2 separate regions of the Homo sapiens genome follow, and region 1 is linked to region 2. The links are chromatin contacts, found by Hi-C or POLR2A ChIA-PET in ENCODE. All regions are on one chromosome and are shown on one strand. The core of a region is the stretch at or near the end of the contact, and the rest is flanking DNA. Distances in the headings are between cores, read along the strand shown.

What was found. Hi-C counts contacts between places; a loop is a spot of excess contacts on that map. ChIA-PET counts read pairs that join two places held with the same protein, here RNA polymerase II (POLR2A). Pooled maps may share reads with other maps.
Region 1: a loop to region 2 is called in a pooled map, with 3 times the contacts of the local background. The contact joins the enhancer-like site here to the promoter of OPHN1 in region 2. A Hi-C loop is called at or near these places in 1 of 50 pooled maps. POLR2A ChIA-PET finds 5 or more read pairs at or near these places in 4 of 52 experiments (A549, AG04450, HEK293 and 1 more).

The regions. Positions count from the first base shown.
Region 1 is chrX:68,353,177-68,357,698 of GRCh38, reverse strand. All of the region lies in intron 2 of OPHN1 (oligophrenin 1), which reads left to right. Among named protein-coding and RNA genes, the nearest start is that of OPHN1, 78 kb to the left of the region's middle. RefSeq lists enhancers at 1,352-1,852, 1,853-2,353. Within about 2 kb of position 1,923, at least 3 of the 41 ENCODE cell types and tissues checked have a DNase peak (open chromatin) inside an H3K27ac peak, as active enhancers do; they include PC-9, where a contact is called at or near this core.
Region 2 is chrX:68,430,986-68,435,905 of GRCh38, reverse strand. OPHN1 (oligophrenin 1) reads left to right here and starts at 2,411. Exons shown (of 25, transcript NM_002547.3): 1 at 2,411-2,738; 2 at 2,882-3,039. The coding sequence starts at 2,886.

The DNA.
Region 1 (4,522 bases), core at 674-3,173, 78 kb after region 2:
ACTATTCACAATAGCAAAGACTTGGAACCAACCCACATGTCCAACAATGATAGACTGGATTAAGAAAATGTGGCACATATACACCATGGAATACTATGCAGCCATAAAAAATGATGAGTTCATGTCCTTTGTAGGGACATGGATGAAGCTGGAAACCATCATTCTCAGCAAACTATCGCAAGGACAAAAAACCAAACGCCGCATGTTCTCACTCATAGGTGGGAATTGAACAATGAGAACACATGGACACAGGAAGGGGAACATCACACACAGGGGCCTGTTGTGGGGTGGGGGCAGGGGGGAGGGATAGCATCAGGAGATATACCTAATGCTAAATGACAAGTTAATGGGTGCAGCACACCAACATGGCACATGTATACATATGTAACAAACCTGCACGTTGTGCACATGTACCCTAGAACTTAAAGTATAATAAAAAACAAAACAAAAGCAAAAGCAAAACACAGATACACTCTGTTTTGCTGAGAGCTAGAGAAATGCTGCGGAAAACCTAGAAGTAGCTGTGAGAATATATATATCCTGGCTGATTTAGGTATCATTCACAGAGCAAATAATTCACCTACTTAAATTGTACAATTCACTGAGTTTTAGTATATTCGCAGAGTTTTGCGACCATCACCACAATCAATTTTAGAGCATTTTCTTCACCCTAAAAAGAAGCCTCATACCAAATAACAGTAACTCCTTATTTTCCCCCATTCCTGCTAGCACTAGGCAACCACAAATCTTTCTGTGTCTGTAGATTTGCCTATTCTGGACATTTTATATAAATGGGATCATACAACACGAGGTTTTTCGTGACTGGCTTCTTTGATTTAGCATAATGTTTACCAGGTTCATCCCTATTGTGGAGACTGTTTTAAAAAATCTCTGCATTTGGAGGTCAGACCTCAGTGTATTCAGAAGGGCTCTCCAGAGACTTAGAACCAATAGGATATGTATCTATATATATATACAGAAAGAGGGGCCTGGCGCAGTGGCTCATGCCTATAATCCCAGCATTTTGGGAGACCAAGGCAAGTGGATCACTTGAGGTCAGGAGTTTGACACCAGCCTGGGCAACATGGCAAAACCCCACCTCTACTAAAAATATAAAAATTAGCCAGGCGTGGTGGCAGGCACCTATAATCCCAGCTCCTCGGGAGGCCAAGGCAGGAGAATCGCTTGAACCCAGGAGGTGGAGGTTGCAGTGAGCCAAGATCATACCACTACACTCCAGCCTGGGAAACAGAGTGAGACCCTGTCTCAAAAAAAAAAAATATTTTAAGGAATTGGCTCATGTGATTGTGGAGGCTTGGCAAGTCCAAATACCTAATGGGAGAGGCAGGCAGGCTGAAGACTCAGGAAGGAGTTGCACTTTGAGTCCAAAGGCAGTCTGCTGGAGAATCCCCTCTTGCTTGGGGGTAAATCAGCCTTTTGTTCTATTTAAGCCTTCAACTGATTGGTTAAGGCCTACCCACATCACGAGAGCAATCTGTTTTACTCAAAGTCCACTGATATAAACATAAATCTCATCCAAAAACACCCCTACAGAAACATCCAGAATAACGTTTGACCACATATTTGGGCACCGTGCCCCAGCCAAAATGACACATAAAATTGTAACATTTGGCGATTTTTTTTTTTTTTGGAAGAAGTCTTGCTCTGTCACCCAGGCTAGAGTGCAGTGGCACAATCTCGGCCCACTGCAACCTCCACCACCCGGGTTCAAGCAGTTCTCCTGCTTCAGCCTCCCAAGTAGCTGGGATTATAGGCATGTGCCACCACCCACACCCAGCTAATTCTTTTATTTATTTATTTTTTGGTAGAGATGGGGTTTTGTCATGTTGACCAGGCTGGTCTTGAACTTCTGACCTCAGGTGTTCCGCCCACCTCGGCCTCCCAAAGCGCTGGGATTACAGGTGTGAGTCAGCACCTGGCCACACTTCGCTATTTTTATCCTGTGAATAGGTAAACAAACCTAACATTGAGGATTGTCTTTCTTGGAAGCATATGCAATTTAAAATTAGCACCAGCAATTGCTGTATTTTGAATCTCTTTGTGTAAACAACTACTCTGAGATAAAGAATGACTTTTGAAATGACCCAGAAAGAATATGGATCTTGCACGGTAGCCTCAAAGCTAAGTAAAGAAAGGAGTTCTTTTCTGTCTTCTTGAAATAGGAAAATATTTCATCTTGAAACTATCTGAGCCTTTCTTCCTGCCCTGGATAGCCTATATCAGCATATGAACTGGAGAGAGAGAGATTAACTACATGTATCAGCCAGAAACTCAAATGATCAAATGTCAGGACTACCTTCAGGTTTTATTGGTCTACGTTCCACAGCAGACATTAATCTTCCACAATGGACAGATGCAATGTTTTATGTACTTCTGTATTTTATCCCTGCCTCTGTCCTATGCAATTTCCTTTCCTACTTTCTTAAAATGAATTCGTTTTCTTGCAGATTCTAGATGCAGTTATTAAGTTTTCTGACACAACTAGAAAGATTTTCCTTTGTCTCTGCATTTCAAGAGAAAGCTTCTCTAGTCACAGTCATGTAAAATGTAAAACTCTTGAGTACAAATGAAGGAATTCTGCAGAGCTTAAATAAATACAGGCTGACTAATATGTAGGGGAAACTAGCCTAGTCACTCAGAGTCTCCAGTCTGATGCCACTGAGTTATAGGCACCTTCCTGGGCCCAACAGTTGGGTTTATGAAGACAGGATCTGGATGTCCATTCCAGGCCCCAGAATATTTACCTAAGATATATGTACTCATAAAATCAGAAAGAATATTTGACTGCAGATAGGAAATAATTAGGGATGAGCAGAGCCTTATGATCACAGAGGTAGTGGGAGGTATGGCCAGAATTTGAACTACAAACTCAGTGTTCTTTCTATCTCATCATGACGTTTCTTTTAGTTTTTTTTTTTTTTTTGAGACGGAGTCTCTCGCTATCACCCATGCTGGAGTGCAGTGGCGTGACCTTGGCTCACTGCAACCTCCGCCTCCTGGGTTCAAGTGATTCTCCTGTCTCAGCCTCCCAAGTAGCTGGGACTACAGGTGTGTGCCACCACGCCCAGCTATTTTTTTTTTTAGTAGAGTCGGGGTTTCACCATGTTGGCCAGGCTGGTCTCAAACTCCTGACCGCAGGTGATCTACCCACCTTGGCCTCCCAAAGTGCTGGGATTACAGGCATGAGCCACCGCGCCCGACTTTTTTTTTTTTTTTTTTTTTTTTGAGATGGAGTCTTACTCTGTCGCCCAGGCTGGAGTGCAGTGGTGGTGTGATCTCGGCTCACTGCAATCTCTGCCTCCTGGGTTCAAGCAATTCTTGAACTCGGTCTCGGTCTCCCGAGTAGCTGGGATTACAGGTGTCTGCAACCACGCCCAGCTAATTTTTGTATTTTTAGTAGAGATGGGGTATCACCATGTTGGCCAGGCTGGTCTCAAACTCCTGACCTCAAGTAATCTGCCAGCCTCGGCCTCCTAAAGTGCAGGGATCATAGGTGTGAGCCACTGAGCCTGGCCTTATCATAACTTCTCAAACACTGCTCAACAATGCCTTGTCCAGAGACATTATCAATGGCTAATATCATTTTAATGCTCTTTTATTAAACTATGTATATACTGAGTTTGTATAAATAGTGGATTTAAAATGAGTATCTGTGAATAGGAACCTTATTCTTTGAAATAATGTACTCTAACTTTTTCGATTTCAGCATCTGTTTTGCTGAGTCTTCATCACTATGGTCTAGGATGTTAAGTCAATAATATTGAAAGGTCTGCCTGTATATTTTGTTTTAGTACTAACTTTTTACAATATTATATTTTAGGAAGAAAAAAAGACTAATTTATGCCTTGTGGTGTAGCTCCTTTGAGTGTATATTAAAACAGTCATGGTTGCTGAAATGAAGAAATTGAGCAATGGAAATTGTGAAAGTAGAATGGAATCTTACAAATAAGTTAATATGAGAAATAATTATAAGGTATTATCATTTTCTTGATTATTTGATCTTATTATGCTTTAATATTCTACAAAAGCATTTGTCATTTTAAGTAGGAAACAAAAACAGCATAAATTTACTTTTTACACGTTATTTATTTATTTATTTATTTAAGGTGGAGTTTTGCTTTTGTTGCCCAGGCTGGAATGCAGTGGTGTGACCTTGGCTCATTGCAACCTCCTCCTCCCGGGTTCAAGCGATTCTCCTGCTTCAGCCTCCTGAATAGCTGGGATTACAGGCACCCGCCACCATGGCTTTTTTTTTTTTTTTTTTTTTTTCCTGTAGAGACGGGGTTTCACCATGTTGGCCAGGCTGGTCTCAAACTCCTGACCTCAGGTGATCTACTCGCCTCAGCCTACCAAAGTGCTGGGATTACAGGCATGAGCCACCATGCCCGGCCTACTTTTTACACTTTAAATAGGTGAATTTTATGGTATATGAAGTATGTCTCAATAAAAGTATTTATAAGAACCTGCACTTAATCTCCCTGTTGTTCTGATTTTTCTTAAT
Region 2 (4,920 bases), core at 1,162-3,661:
GCTGCAGTGGGTGGATCCCTCTAGCCCAGGAGTTTGAGACTAGCCTAGCCAACATGGTGAAACCCCGTCTCTACAAAAAAATACAAAAATTGGCCAGGTGTGGTGGCATGTGCCTGTAGTCCTAGCTACTCAGGAGGAGGCTGAGGTGGGAGGATCACCTGAGCCCAGGGAGGTCGAGGCTGCAGGGAGCCGTGATTGAGCTATTGATTGCACTTTAGCCTGGGCAACAGGGTGAGACCCTTTCTCAAACAAAAAAATACATAAATAAATAAAATTTTAAAAAATGTCAATGGCAATTTTTATAGTGATGAAAATATATGTATAGGCTTTATAAATAAAAGTATATAGCAGGTGTTCAAAAAATGCTTGTTAAACGAGTGAATGAATGCTAAAAGGAAACTTACTAGTGTGAAAGACCATATACCCATTGAATGGGTACCTTCCCTTAGTACCTGCATTTTTCAACCCATGGTGCATTTAAAGCTCATTTTGGACATTTTCCCATAAATTAACCTTAAAGATAAAAAGAGTAAGAAACAAAACTTTCCCCTGAGATGTGGCTACTTATTTATTTTCAGAGGGCGTTTTCTCATTGCCATTCTGCTATATAGTGTAGTGGTCAAGAGCACTACCTCTAGAGCCAGCCAGGCTGGGCTCAAGTTCAAGTGCTGCCATTTAACTAGCTGTTTGTCCTTCGGCAAGTCACTTAAACTCTCTTTGACCCAGCTTCTCCATCTTTAAATGGGTATAATAATAAAACCATCCTCATAGGGTTGTTTTGAAGATTAGTGAGATGGGCGATAGGTTGTGTGGTGGGTAGAATAATGTTTCCTCCTTCACAGATGTCCATGTCCTGAAACCTGTGGCTACGTTATCTTATGTGGCAAAATGAAATTTGCAGATGTGATTAAGGATGATGTGATGGGGGAGATTATCCTGTGGACCCAGTGTAATCATAAGGGTCCTTAAGGGGAGGCATGAGAATCACAGTGATGTAGCATGAGAAAGACTTGACTGGCCAGTGCTAGCTTTAAAGACGGAGGAAGGGAGCTATGAGCCAAAGGATGTGAGCAGCTTGAGCCGGAAAAGGTAAGGAACCAGATTCTACCCCTAGACTATCTGAAAATGAACACAACCCTTCTAACATCTTGATTTGATCCCAGTGAGGCCCATTTCTGATTTCTGCCTTCTGGAACTGTAGATTATAACTTTATGCTGATTTAGGACATCAAGTTTGTGGTAATTTGTCACAGCAGCAACAGGACCCTAATTCAGGTGGGTCAGCCACTATTATTCTATTTACAACCCCCTTCCGTTCTGGCTTTCTTCACAGGGCAATCTAATGTAAACACTTCTGCAGAATTAAAGGGATCTCTTTGCCCACGCACAAACTATTTTTTAGTTTTTCGAGCCTCTACCTACCCTTAGTCTCAAGACAGCTGCCTTTAAGGTAAGCTGCAAGACAATTTATAACATCCTATTCTTAGACTTTCCACTTACACATGGAAAATCATATGCATTATCGGCGTCTGCCACAAAAGCCATGCTCTGAGGTCCTATTCAGGAAAATATTAACTCTGAATTATGGCCTCCCTTTCTTTGGCAGGGGGCACTGAGCTTCACGGAGACCCTAGAGTAGGAATCAACCCTTCAGGTCGAAGGCCCAAGGGAATTAGAGCACTTAGAGCAGGAGACATGGGAAAAGAAAGAGGAAAAGAAGTTGGTAGGTCCGAAGGAGGCTGGAAAGAGGGGAAGGCAAAAGAATACACAACCCAGCCGAATCATGGGAATTGAGAGATGGCTTCCTGCAATCTAGTCTTGCGGGTTCTTGCTCTAGTTTCGGAAACTTCCCCCGCAGAGTCCAGCGCCGCGCACCTGCCCCTTGGGGCCGGTCCCTGCGCAGGAGCCTGCGGCAGGCTGGGAATGCCGTTCTGGGAGAGCAGCCTCCCAGGCGGGGTGGTGGGGAGACTGCAGGGAGGAGTCTTGGGGAGTGCAAACGGAAAGACTACATCTCCCAGGCCGCCACGCTTTCCAGCTGGAGTCCTAGGGCGCTGACTGCTCCCCAGTTTCCGTAGGGAAGCGCTGGGCTACCGCGGCTATTGTGCGTCGCGCTCTCGCCCTCCTCTTCCCGCTGCAGTGTCTATGGAGCGAGGCTACGTTTCATTGCCGCCCTGGCTTAACCCTTCCGGCGCCTAAAAGGACGGCCGGCCGGCCGGCTCCCTTGCACCAGGAAGAAGTCTTAGCAGCCAGCGGGCCCTGGTCAGGAAACTCTAAGGTACAAGGAAAACAGTTGAGGAAGGAGCCAGAGCGCTCCGGTTTGGTCCTCGGGCTTCGCTGGGGCGGGGCGCAGGCGTTGGCTTTAAGAAAGGGGAGGGGACAGTGCAATCCGGGTTGCCCGCGGAGTTCGGCCAAGGAAGTCTTCCGCTCGCTCCGGAGCGAGGAGCCTGTAGAGAGGCTGTTCCCAGCTCCAGCTCTAACCTCGCCTACACCTTGGGCGGGCCCAAGTGTCACGTTTGCAATTGCTCAGGAAGGATCCGGCCCGTCTCCGGAGGCAAGTCGGGCTGCGGTTTTTGCTGCTTATCTGGGAAGGCGATGCCTAAGGGACATGCTGCTTGCTAGGCAGCACCCTGCCGGGATCCGACTGCGATAGTTAGCTCTCCCTGGCCCTGAAGCCATCGCCGGGGCGCCTGTTCTCTGTCCGGACCAGCCAGCGCTCCTCAGGAGTCTCACTGAAACAGGTACCTGTCCTCCAAAGGGACGGAGGCTATGAGCTTCCTTAAGCGGGTCGCGCGCTCAGTCCGTCCCCTCTACTTCCTCTACTGTGCCATTGATGCTCTCGGTCTTTGTGTCTTTCCCCTTTCCCCCTACTCCCGGCCATCAGAACCATGGGTCATCCCCCGCTGGAGTTCAGCGACTGCTACCTGGACAGCCCCGATTTCCGCGAGAGGCTCAAGTGTTATGAGCAGGAACTGGAGAGGACCAACAAATTCATCAAAGACGTAATCAAAGACGGCAACGCGCTTATCAGCGCTATGAGAAGTAAGTGCAAGGCTTCGATGAGCTGTTTCTCTGAGCTGGTGTGTCTGGCCTTTAAGCCTTTCCACACCACCAGGGGAAGGGAGATTGCAGGGTGACTCCCAGCCCAGATCTCTGAGGCAAATGGGTTTCCCACACTTGGGGAGTGGAGATAGTAGAAGTGGAAAGTGGTGGATACAACCAGAACTTTGGGCCTTTTCCTTTAGTGGTTTTGACCTTATAAGACGTGATCCGTAGCTGTGCCAGGGACCCTCTTGCTCAGCAATTACCCTTACTTGGCAGATGATTGTTCTTAAGGGACAATCTGCTGTACTGTTAGACATATTCAGCACCCCTGTCTGGGGCAAAGTGACATCCAAGCTGACCAAGGAACTGCCCCAGCACCTCCTAAACAATTGGGGATTAAGGTCAGCAGCTTGAATAATAATTTTGTCCTGGTCTCTGGTTGCTACAGATAAGTGTGGGGGGCAGTAAAAAATTCGCCATGGCAAGTTATTTTTTAAGGAAAGCACCTTTGCCCCAGTGAATTATTTTCTTTATCACACTGAGCTATGGTTTAGGTCAAGGTCAGTCTAAGTTCAGGATTATTGGATGGCTTCACCTGCCACTGAATTCTGCTTGAGTGTGGAACAAAGAGCTGACTACTTAGTCCCTGCCACAAGGGGCCCAGCCCCCAGGGAGTAAAATAGGGATAGGGTTGGGGGCTGCTGGGCTGAAGGAACTTCACCTAGCTTCGCTTTTCCAGTGCTCACAGCTGACTCAGCTGTGGGAAGCTCTCTCCTTCCCCCATTGTGTGTGGAGGTTTTTTTTCTGCTTGTTGGTAGGAGGCTTGGAGTAAAAGAAAGAATAATAAACATCCCCAACGAGAGTGCAGGCAAGCCAACCCTTTATGCCAAAGCATATACACAGAAGAATGGAGGGTAATGATTGGGTGGAGTGATAATTAATTTTTTCTCTTGGCTGAAAGATGATTGTGAAAAATAAACTCAGAGTCATTGGCAAGTATGTCCTATATGGTTATAACTTTGTTTTGAGTGAATTTATCACCAAATACAGGGTCTAGGACCAGTGTGGCAACCTTCTTAGGCGGATGCAGTCAACCAAGAGCAGGGAGAAAGAAAGATTTGAAAGTGGTAGTGCGAGGCTGGGCGAGGTGGCTCACGCCTGTAATCCCAGCACTTTGGGAGGCCAAGGCGGGTGAATCACCTGAGATCAGGAGTTCGAGACCAGCCTGGCTAACATGGTGAAACCCTGTCTCTACTAAAAATACAAAAAAAAAAAAAAAATTAGCTGGGCATGGTGGCAGGCACCTGTAATTCCAGCTACTCAGGAGGCTGAGGCAGGAGAATCACTTGAACCCAGGAGATGTTGGTTGCAGTGAGCCGAGACCGTGCCATTGCACTACAGCCTGGGCAACAAGAGTGAAACTCCATCTCAAAAAAAGAAAAGAAAGTGGTAGTGTGTTGGTAACTGCTGCCAGCTGGTATTTCTTGTGCAGCCCTTCTGATTTGCCCTGTGGAGTCGGTGCTTTTCCTTCACATGCTCTCTGCCCACTTTTGGTCAGAATATGTACACTGTCGAAGTTCCTGCAGGTCATTTGATTGTGTTTGATCTTTTAATGATTTGTCTTATTGTGGCCTGACCAAGAGTAAACTCCTAGTAGTATCTGAAATGCTGATCCTTAAGAGGTTAAGGATATGCAGGTTGTGCTACATAAGTAGAAAGGTGAGAGTTCACGGAAAGGAAAAGGAGGAATGTTTCAGCTTTGTTTTGTTTTGTTTATATATTACAGTAAACTGCTTGGTGCTGTGTCCCCAGTAAAACGAATCTCATCATAAGCCCTAGGAACAGAATGGCTTTGTGAAGTGGATGGTAACTAAAAGC